Linked DNA regions of Mus musculus: region 1 is linked to region 2. A link is a loop called in an ENCODE intact Hi-C map of the cell type or tissue named here. Cell type or tissue: gastrocnemius. All regions are shown on one strand. Links, peaks and the distances in the headings refer to the core of each region. The heading gives the core; the rest is flanking DNA. Region 1 overlaps Slc37a1 (solute carrier family 37 (glycerol-3-phosphate transporter), member 1). Region 2 overlaps Tmprss3 (transmembrane protease, serine 3).

Evidence for each region. Hi-C counts contacts between places; a loop is a spot of excess contacts. Peaks named below come from ENCODE experiments on the same cell type or tissue, not always from the same donor. Only the 100,000 strongest peaks of a DNase experiment are listed, where the experiment ranks them.
Region 1: it touches region 2 in a loop (2.2-fold over the local background); 1 of 42 quality-filtered maps calls a loop at or near these places.

The regions. Positions count from the first base shown.
Region 1 is chr17:31,296,684-31,302,053 of GRCm38, reverse strand. It overlaps Slc37a1 (solute carrier family 37 (glycerol-3-phosphate transporter), member 1), which reads right to left. Exons shown (of 20, transcript NM_001242427.1): 1 at 5,139-5,370; 2 at 1,547-1,764. The coding sequence starts at 1,602. Among named protein-coding and RNA genes, the nearest start is that of Slc37a1, 3.1 kb to the right of the region's middle. In gastrocnemius, for the core only: a CTCF peak has its summit at 4,378; a DNase peak (open chromatin) is centred at 2,999; H3K4me3 peaks cover 1,334 bases; H3K27ac peaks cover 1,347 bases.
Region 2 is chr17:31,184,962-31,190,331 of GRCm38, reverse strand. It overlaps Tmprss3 (transmembrane protease, serine 3), which reads left to right. Exons shown (of 12, transcript NM_080727.2): 6 at 616-659; 7 at 1,028-1,193; 8 at 1,863-2,032; 9 at 3,734-3,829. Among named protein-coding and RNA genes, the nearest start is that of Tmprss3, 10 kb to the left of the region's middle. In gastrocnemius, for the core only: a CTCF peak has its summit at 2,715 (motif pointing right); a DNase peak (open chromatin) is centred at 2,736.

The DNA.
Region 1 (5,370 bases), core at 320-5,319, 110 kb before region 2:
GACCTTTGGGAGCCCAGTGGTCTTGTGTGAAGCTGTGGGTGAATCAGAATGAGACTGTAGAGACTATAATACAGGCAAGACGGCCGCTGAGCTCCTGAAGTCTCTTAGGAGCCACAAAGCAAAGCTTCCAAAGGATTCAAAAAACAAACAATACACACACACACACACACACACACACACACACACACACACACACACGCCCACACACACAAACAAAACCTTCTGTCTCCCAGAAGCAACCAGAAAGGCGAGGAGACTTCTCCCATCAGCAGCAACAGGCATTACCAGTTCCCACTACCTGTGCTCTTAAGGACTTTCTTTTTCTTCTTCCCCCCAAATCCACTTGTTTTCCTGCTAGGTGACCTTTGCCACATTTCCTATTAAAGATGATAATGAGCCCCAGGTTCTAAACTCTCCCTGGGACGAACATTTCTCTGGGAACCACCATGAACATGTGACAAAAGTCTTTTTTTTTTTTCTCATTCACCTATCCCATTAGTGTAACTTGCTAGTGCCCAAAGCACTCAACATAAAATGGAAGGAGAAGGACTGAGGCCTCAGCTCAGCGCCAGAGTGTTTGTTTAGCATGCACAAGGCCTGGGTTCGAACCCAGCACCACAAAAATAAAGCACGAGGAGAAAGGGTACGTTTTCCCTTCCTGACAGACTAGGAGGAGGGTGGAATGGAGGCTGGGGAACTCCACTCTGCATCATCACCCTAAAGGAGGACGACAAGACAGGGTCCACCTGTGAGGAGGCGGAGTCACAGAGCAGCCAGGAGAGACACCCTCTCAGGTGGCATTCTGCTCTGCCAATTTCATCTCTGCTTGTCCCAGCCACCAGGCCACTCATCTGGAACCAGAGGTACTGGGGCTTACTTCATGAACATCATTTCCATCCCACTCACAGCTGGTTGTGGTGGTTTAAATGAGAAACATCCATTACAAGGCTCTGGCATCTGAACACTTGGTCCCCTGTTGGTGATGGTATTTGGGGAGGTTTAAGGGGAGCAGGCTTGCTGGAGAAAGTATGCCACTGGGGGTGGGCTTTGGGTTTAGACTCCACCCCTATTCCCACCCCACCCCCATTACAAGTTTGCTCTTTACCTTTGGGGACTGCACGGGCTCTCAACTTCCTGCTTCAGCTGCCACACCTACCACTTGCTTCTGTGCCTCCTGGCCTTGACAGTCTCTAACTCTCTGGAACCGTAAGCCAAAACAAACCCTACCTTCTTTAAGTAGCCTGGGCTGTTGTGTTCTATTGCAACGGGAGAGTAACAGGCCAGTGTTTTTCCTCTCTCTGCAAGAATGGTGGTTATTCAAAAAGTCACCAAAACCACCCAGAAGTCCAAATGCTATCTGTGATGCCACCACCAAAACACAGGACTCCTGAGGGCTGCAGGTCACAGCAGCCACGACTCACTAGCTATGGAAAAGACCCATGCTCCATGATGAAATATGAGTGAAGAAGCCACCCGATCCCCACTGTTTCTCTGTCCCCAACACACACGTCACCACTGCAGAAGACAGACCGTCAGCAGAGCTTACCACTGATCCCTGGAGAAGGAGATGATGAAGCGGATGCCCACGGGAAGCAGAGCCATTTATGTCGTCCCCGAACCTCGGTGCTCTAGTCCCGAAGTCACACACTTCACAAAACAGGTTAAAGTTGTCTGACAGCCCCGCAGTTCACACAGCCTGGGAAGCAACCTCAAATGGGTCCTACTGGGTGCTGCCCCCTCTTCCTTCCATCAGGGGGCTGATCTCTATGGGAGAAAGAGAGGCGTTGAGAATCTGTGATCCTGACAAGAGTACCTTGGAGACACAAGCAGGCACCAGTCATCTGCAGGTGGGGAGTTGCTAACCACGCCTGATCAAAGCCACAGGGCTGATACCAGAGGAAGCGCCCACCACAGGTGCCTTGGGAAGGTTTGCTCATATGGAGGTCACATGATACTCTAATGATTCCTGCAGGGAAGTGGGCATTTATCTCTCTGCCTTTAGGGCTTTCAAAGATGAGTCTGGCCCCAAAACACAGGTCAATGTTTAGTCATGTGGACATCTACTAGAGCCCCGGGTGGAGGTGGGCACTGGGCTCATTCACTTCATTACTACCCAGCAGACTTCCTGTGAGCCTCAGCAGTTGAGGACTGTGGGCCTAGGCAGGATGGCAGAGGGATCAAGCATCAGTTGCTTAGGTTGTGGGCCTGCAATTGAGTCAGACACGCCTAACATGGGGGGGTTGAAGGTGGCGGGAAAACTTCCCATCCGCTACTGTGGTTCCCTCTTCTGTGAGTGTGTCATTAGCCTGGGAAAATGAGCCTGTTCTGAGAGCTGGGCTGAAGAGGGGCAATTCTGGAAGGGGCAGAACAAAGCCTGCATACTATTAAAGGGTCCAGCCCTTTGGAAGATACACCTCCTATCCTGAGCCCCAAGCCACCTCAGGACGTATATTCTAAAGCACTGTATTTTTTTCCAAAGTGGAATCTTCCTCGCCTATCTCTTTCCCTCCCTCTGAGCTTTCCACAGGCATGTATCATGAGCTGGGGGTGTAGCTTGTGTGAACTAGCAGGATGGAGACTGATCCCAGCAGGTCACACATACACAACCAATAACCTCCAAGAGACCAGCCTCAGAACCATCATAGAGGCGTGGAGGCCCTTTTCACCCCAGCCAGGAGAGCTCCACCTTTCCTAGGGTTCCATGGGGTCACTCATTCCTGACCTTACCCAGACCTGCAGTGATGAGCCACTAGCCCATTTGCTCCCTTAACTTCTCCAGCTAAAAGATGACGGCTTAATGGCACCATCAATGTTACATAAAGACATGGTCTCAGGAAGGCCACGGCATAGCAGACAGTTCATCAGTGTGAGTGGTTCTGCAGGTGAGCTTCAGGGAGGGCAGGGTTCCCCGCCCCATATCCTAGCTCAGAACAGAAGCAAAGAAGCCAGGGGGAGTCAGCCTGCTGGCTTAGGCCTATAGTCTCATCACTCAGGAGGCTGAGATAGAAGGACCATTTTGAGTTGGAGGCCAGCCAGGGTTACCTAGTGAGCACCAGGCCAGCCAGAGATATGGCGCAAAGATGCTGCCTCCAGACTAAACCAGAAGTTGTGGGACTTTGGCTCAAACCTCCATATTTAAATGATATCTTTCAAAGAGGGTTTGCTCAAAATGAGTTTGTTGGGCTTGGTCCCTACATGTGTGCTTCGAGTGCACATTTGAAATAATTTTGAGGTTTGATGGTTTTGACTAAAGGATTTGTTTTAAATTGTACAAGGCTTAAAAATAAAAGCCAGGATCCACTTTTTTTCCTCCACTAAAATACTGAAAACTCACCCCCGTGACCAGTGAAATCAATCTATCATACCGCCAGGCAAAACCGCCCAGCAACAGTGCCAGACAGCCTTAAAGAGTTATCAGGGAAAAAAAAAAACCCTCCTGGCTTCTATAAATAATGCTAGCCATTTCACTGAGATGATGATGTAGCTGGATGGGGGTTGGGCATCCATTCTGGAAGGAGTGCACTAGAGGATGGACAGATGTCAACTCTACATTTGGGGTATTGAAAACTCTGCTTAGCAAAGTCCTTTTCTTGCTGGCCTGAACAGCATCTCTAAAACTTGTTCCCTCAAAATTCCAGGTAATAGCTGGGTGTGGTGGTCCACGCCTTTAATCCCCGCACTCGGGAGGCAGAGGCAGGCGGATTTCTGACTTCAAGGCCAGCCTGGTCTACAAAGTGAGCTCCAGGACAGCCAGGGCTATACAGAAAAACCCTGTCTCGAAAAACAACAACAACAAAGCAAAAACAAAACAAAATTTCAGGTCATGAAGGCTACTGACACAGCCTCTCGGAGTCCAAGACATAGCTTTCCCTCTAAGATGGCAGTTCTCAGCCTGTGAGTCTCCGCCTCAACAGGGGTGCATATCAGATATCCTGCAGATCAGATATTTACATTACCTACCATGCATTTCAGTAGCAAAATTACAGCTATGAAGGAGCAATGAAATAACATGAGGAATTGTATTTAAGGGTCACAGCATTAAGAAAGGTTGAGAACCGCCGTTCTAAGAAGAGATGAGGCTAGCCCAGCTAGGTGGGCTTCATACCTAGGCCAATTCCAGGCGTTTCATTTTCCTAGGGGGTGGGAGTGGGGGTGGGGCATGCCTTCTCAGGCACAAGTACACTTCCTCCTGCCTATCCCTGAACGGAAGGGGAGCACGTGGCTCTGCTGACAGGCCTTGGCATCTAGCCCAAGGAAAGTAGTTAAAGTAGTTTTTAAATGTCACCTCTTAGAAACTCCCAGTGAATTTCAGCCCATTAGAGAAAAGGACAGGAAGGCAGTGTGATCATTGGACAGGGAAAGGAGAGCAATTAGGAGTTTTTCCATGGTGAGGCAGCACCCGACCAGGCTCAGGAGCACACAGAGAGCCCAGCCAAGCAAGAGTTGAGGGACGGACAGACACACCCACGATCCTCCCAGCTACCGGGCTCTGAGCTACCCAGAACCCATCAACCCTTCAAGGAGACTCAGGAGTGGGTGGGAGTTAGCAAAAGCAAGAGCAATGCCCCAAGGGGGGTTTTCCAGTCTTTAGCACACAGGCAACATCAAGGCAGCCTAAGGCAACCTGTCAAAATGATGGCACTTTATAAAAGGGCAAACCTGGGAACCAAACTCCCTCCAAAAGCTTCAAGAGTTTTGTTTTAAACCAAGACAAACACTAACTCCTCTAATCGAGCCCTTTCTAAGCGTTTAAAGGCTCCATTGGCCGTGGGAGATAAACAGAAACTGTTATTTTCACTTGTCCTGAGCTTAAATACAAGGAGTCAGAATTCTATCCACCATAGCTCTTAGCCCACTCACAGCAAACAACGCACCCCGGGTGTTCTCCACCGAACCAGACCTGTAACAATACTCCCAGGAACTCAGGGTGCAAACAGGACCCCCAAAAGAGGGAATTCTGTGTAAAGCCGAATAATATATTTACCAACTCGCCCAACTTCACGCAATTTAAGTTCCAGGGCGAGAAGGCAGGTAGGGAGGCAGGCAGGTGCAGAGAGCTCTAAAGACCAGGAAAAAGCACCTTAAGAATTTAAACCAAGAGCAAGGGGAGGGTCTTCCGTTCAAATGCAAATCTTTACCTGCGGGCCACCAAGATCCTTGGGTGGACCCTAAGTGCGCGGAGCTGGGGGACTTTTCCGGTGGTTTAAACCCTTTATTACCGCCCAGACGGTGGCTGTCACTGCGTTGGCCACAGAGCCCGGGCTCCGGGAAGCAGTTCTTTTAGCAAACAAACAACCGGAGCCCAGGGTGCTGGCTGAGAGCTTTCCCAAGGGCTTTGCGAGCCGGCTCCTCCTCCCAGGTCCTACAGCC
Region 2 (5,370 bases), core at 91-5,090:
GTATGTATGTGTGTGTATGTGTGTATGTGTGTATGAGTGTGTCTATATATGTATGTGTGTGCGCATGTATGTGTATGTATGTTTATGTATGTGAGTATGTGAATGTGTATGTATGTTTGTAGGTGTGTGTGTTTGCATATGTATGTGTGTATATCTATCCATGTATGTGTGTATGTATGTGAGTGTGTATATGTGTTTGTATATGTATGTGTGTAGATATATGCATGTATGTGTGTATGAATGTGTATGAGTATGAGTGTGAGTGTATGTGTATATGTGTGTGTGTGTACCTGTGTGAGTGTGATGTAAGCAAAGAAGCAGGGAAGGGAAGAAGCTAAGACAGCATCCTTTGCAAAGCCTTTTCATCTTCACCAGTTGCTCCCAACCCCCAAAACTCTGGGGGGGGGGGGAAACAGGTTCCTTTAGCAACAATCAGTCCCCAGCTCCAAGAGAGCTCCCCACTGGGGTTCAGGCTAAAGCAGGGAGCAGATGCCACAGGTTCTCTGAAGCCAGGCTTTCCTCTGACACCCAGGCCCCAGGTTGGCATTTGTGACCTCTGTTCTATAAAAACAGCAGCTTATTGGCTTGCCCATGAACTGTTCCTTTCCGCTGCAGGGAAGGCTGCACCTCAGGCCACGTGGTCACCTTGAAGTGCTCAGGTAAGCGTCTGACTATGTAGGGATCCACTGATAGGGAAGACTGCATTGATAGAGTCACAGCCCCCATTGGGTACAGCTCAAGACCCCTTCTCTTGGATGCTAGTGTGGGGCTAGGCACCCGGAGTCACTGTCAGCAGGGACACTGTTGATGGGCAGGGTGACGCTGCATGCTCTTATACTAACAGCTCTTCCCACTGCCTCCCACAAACCCCACCCACCCTCAAAGCTTCTGTCTGCCTGACCCTCTCATTGCCCGAGATTTGGCAGTATTGTGAGCTCTGGGTAGGGCACAGGGATTTTGCTGGGGTGCTGACATTTCCTCCAGAAAAGGTCACAGAGTTTACCCCTAACCCCTTGTTCTTCCATAGCCTGTGGCACGAGAACGGGCTACAGTCCCCGAATTGTGGGTGGAAACATGTCCTCGCTCACTCAGTGGCCCTGGCAGGTCAGCCTCCAGTTCCAGGGGTACCACCTATGTGGGGGCTCCATCATCACCCCTCTGTGGATCGTCACTGCGGCACACTGTGTTTATGAGTGAGTGACTGGGCCTGCTGCTGTGGCTTCGGCTCTTCCCAGAGCCTTGCCTAGTCCTGGGTCAGGTAGAGATGGGATGATCTGGAGGTGAGGGCAAGTCAGCAAGCCATGTGCCTTACAGTGGATCTGTCTCTGCGTCTGAGAGTGACGTGAGCTGAGCTGGCACAGGGAAGGTAGAAAAGGGAGGAGGGAGCTCAAGGCAGAATGAGACCCATTGAAATAAGGGTCCTAGGTCCTCCCGTCGCTCACTACTCCTCATCCATGGTATGACACAGCAGGATACCCTGGGTGGAAGTGCAGGGTATCCAGAGAACACTGAGCCCCCTTGAAGCTGTGTCTGCCAGGCGTTTAGTAGTCCCAGAAACACCTTAGTGGCGGATTCTCTTTTTATCTCCTGGTTTGGTTACTGTCCAATGGAGAAGAGCCTCTCTGCAGAGAGCAAAGCTTAGCCCAGATCTCAAATGCGTATCTCTGGGGTGTCATGGAAAGAATGACCTGTCTGGGGGTATACACGAGTGTGGTCTGTGTGGGGCACAGATGTGTAGGGTATTGGGCCATCTCCCACCTGGAGATCCCACATCTCTCACCATTTCCCTGGGCTCTTGGGACACCAGAGTTCAACAGGGCTGGGTCTCTCCTGAGATTCACCTCTCTGTTTGTGCATTTCAGCCTGTACCACCCCAAGTCCTGGACTGTCCAGGTGGGTCTTGTGTCCCTGATGGACAGTCCTGTGCCCTCCCATCTGGTGGAGAAAATCATCTATCACAGCAAGTACAAGCCAAAGCGGCTGGGCAATGACATAGCCCTCATGAAGCTGTCCGAGCCACTCACCTTTGACGGTACAAACGTTTAGGCCTCTGCCCTGCACTTGCTTTTAGCTTGTTTCAAGAGCTTGCCTGTCGAGGCACTGTTATACTGTCTGCTTTACTATCCTTGCATGGAAATTCCAAAATCTGATTCAGCTAGGTGTTGATGTAGGTGCATAGCATTTGCTCGTTAAAGGTGTGTGTTCGAGAGCACACATGTGCACATGCATGTGCATGCACAAATGTATGCATGCACATAGGGGGCCAGAAAGTCATTCTTGAATGTTGTTCCTTTGGAAGCAGCACCTTGCTTTTTTGGGGGATTCAGTCTCTTATTGATCTAGACTTGCCTAATAGACTGACTGACCAAGAAGCCCCAGGGACCCTTCTGTCTCTGTCTCTGCCTCCTCAGTACTGGGTAACACCCTCAATGCCACTACAGCTGCCTTTTTACATGGGTGGCCCAGATCAAACTCAGCAGTTCATGATTGTGCAGCAAGCACTTAGCCAGCACAGCTACCTTCCCAGCCCGAATTAGGTGTTTTCAGTGTGAGCATGTTAGGAGACGGAGCCCTTGCTTAAGATTTCAGCCTGTTACGTTTTTTAGACTTAGGTTGTCGACCTTGGCTGTCCCTCTAGTGCCAATTCAACCTCACAGCCTTCCAGTTCTGCTCTGTTCTCTCTGCCCTGTGCCAGCTGCAGATGGCTACCTGATGCCTCTAGGTGGCAGAAGAGAGCCGCCTGTCCTCAGGGACCCAGAGCACTTTGCTGTCCTGGTTTTTGCTGCTTGCAGCCTCTCCAGTGGAAGGAGCAGAGTCCCAGGCTGGGGCAGCTTGAGGGCTTGCAAAGAGCCTCTCTCTTCCATCTGGAAGGTTCTAGGTAGCCCAGCTAGAACTCTCAAAACTCACAAAGCACAAAGCAGGAGGAATGTTGGCTTCAGTAAAAGTCCTGACCATCCCAGGATAAGCACTCTGGAGGGCAGGCAGGGCCATTTCCAAGGTAGACTCCTATTCTCGGCAGCAAACCTGTGTGATTTCAAGGGCAACAGAAAAGCTGCTTAAGTGGGGGGTGGGGGTTACTTGCTAATTATTGTTGGTGATATTTGATTCTAGAAAGGGAGTTGTCTGTAGCATACTTGGCTAAAGAGTTAAATAGTTAAATATGTCTCTATCCTTCTCCACTTTTCCATGATTACCATGCAGGATGGGGAGGAGGGGGTGCATCTCAGGTGCTGCTCACACAGAAGCCCTGGGCACATGCAGCTGCTTGGCTTTGCTAGAGCATCAGCGGCATAGCCTAGATGCAGGCCGGCTGTCACCACTAACACTTAACGTCTGGTCCAGGAGTGATCAACTGTGGCCCAAGGGCCAGCCACGTGTGACCCAATGCACATTTGAGCGAGTAAAATCTTGTCATAAATCCATCAGCCCCTTTGTGTATGTCTCCTGCGGTTCCAGCAACCGTGATGAGGTCCACATAGCTCACAAGCCTGAACTGTCTTCTATCCAACTGTCCAGCCTTTTACAGACAGGCTTGGCTGCTGGGCTCTGGACTCCTGCCACAGTTTAGGGCTACATCTGGGAGATGAGTGGGCGTGGCTTCTGCTCTGAGCTAGCTCCATAACCAAGGCCCAACCACTTCCTAGAGGGTGGGTTTAGAGACCTGAACACGAGGTCAGTTGATTTCTGGGGCAGTGGCTTCAGGAACTTCACCTCATTGTGCCCCTTCTAACAGAGACCATCCAGCCCATCTGTCTGCCCAACTCTGAAGAGAACTTTCCCGATGGGAAACTGTGCTGGACCTCAGGATGGGGAGCCACAGAGGATGGAGGTCAGTGGTCTGAAGCCTGAGACAGGGAGGGCCCCTCGGGATGCTTGGATGTCCCAGCTCAGGGTTGGGGCAGGCCAACTGTTCACAACAGCCATCTGCTGAATAGCCGTGGGTCACCATGGTGCCACTCCTCTTTGGACAGTGTGACGTTTTGAGGTTTCATGAAGAAATGAGCTATAGTGGAGAAGTGTGGGTACTTCTCCATGGTGAGGCCTCCACCCAACCCTCCTTCCTGCCCCTTCTTACTCTACTGAAGCAAGTGTCTGAAGCACACCTTGATGAGCCTCAAGCTTGTACCAAGCAGTACAAGATGACGAAGTCTTGTCTGAGAACTGGCATGGTGTGTTATTTTCTCCTATGAGCTTGCTATAGAAGGCATGACTCAGCTAATTCCACTGCTTTGGTAATGCTAATACTCTCAGTGATGGTCACGTCATGTACTTGCCAGGGACATCTTTGTCCCTTGCATCCAAGGCACAGTGCTGACACAGTCTCTCCAGCAATGGCTTTCCTTTGTGCATTTTCTAGGCACAGGCCAGCCTGCTGTCACTAGAAACTGTAGCCAAACTACTGAGGCCTGGATGGCTCAAAAAGCTCAAAAGGGCAGACTTGAGTCCTCTATCTTTCTGAAGTCTGAGGTCAAGATGTCTGTCCCAGCATCTCTCCAGTGTCTGGTGGCTCTAGCTATCCTTAGTGTTCCTTGGCTGGCTAATGTGTCAACCCAGATCCAATGTCTATGTGGTTGTTTGATTTTTGATTTTTTTCTGTTTATTTGTTTTGTTTTTTTTTCCCTAATGTGAGCTCTGGGTATCCAACCTACCACATTCCAGGTTGATCCATCATCTTAGTCCCTTGACCCCTGGCCCCATGGCATCAGTTGTCAGATCTAGAGCCTGCCCTAAATGCAAGGTAACTCAGCCTCCACATGGTACGTGATCCATACTTTAGCAGCTTCTGCTCCAAGCAAGATCACATGTCTTGGTTGCAGGCAGGCAAATAAGAAGGAGGTTATAGTCAACCCATGAGAGAAGCTCAGGGTTCGCCTTTGGAGACGTGTTCATGCAGGCTCTCACTGCAGCCCAGGCTGACCGCATGAACCTCACCACAAGCCTCCTGCCTCAGCCTCTCAAACTCCAGGATTCAATGCCCACTTTGTTTGTTACCTTCCAGCCTCAGGGGTCACTTGTGCTGTAGGCTGGCTCCTCAGTTGTCTCTGGGGACGGTGACAGCTGTTGTCCCTTTACCTTTGCTCCCACACTCCTGGGTTCACGGCCTCATCCTTGACTTCAAGGCTGACAGGCTGATCTGACTCTGGAGTTGCTCTGATGTCACCTTCTTCAAGTTGTTGATAGGTCCTTGTAATTTTCATGAGTTTACCAGCATCATCTGGGCTAGCTCACAACCATACCCTTGAATACCTTCAAGGTTCCCTAGTCAATGGCAAAGCCACAGGTTCAGGGCCCACACCTGTATTTGGAGGGACACGTTACTGTTGACTGAATTCAGCTCTGTCCAGAGGTGGGCGGCCTTCAGGGCCTCAG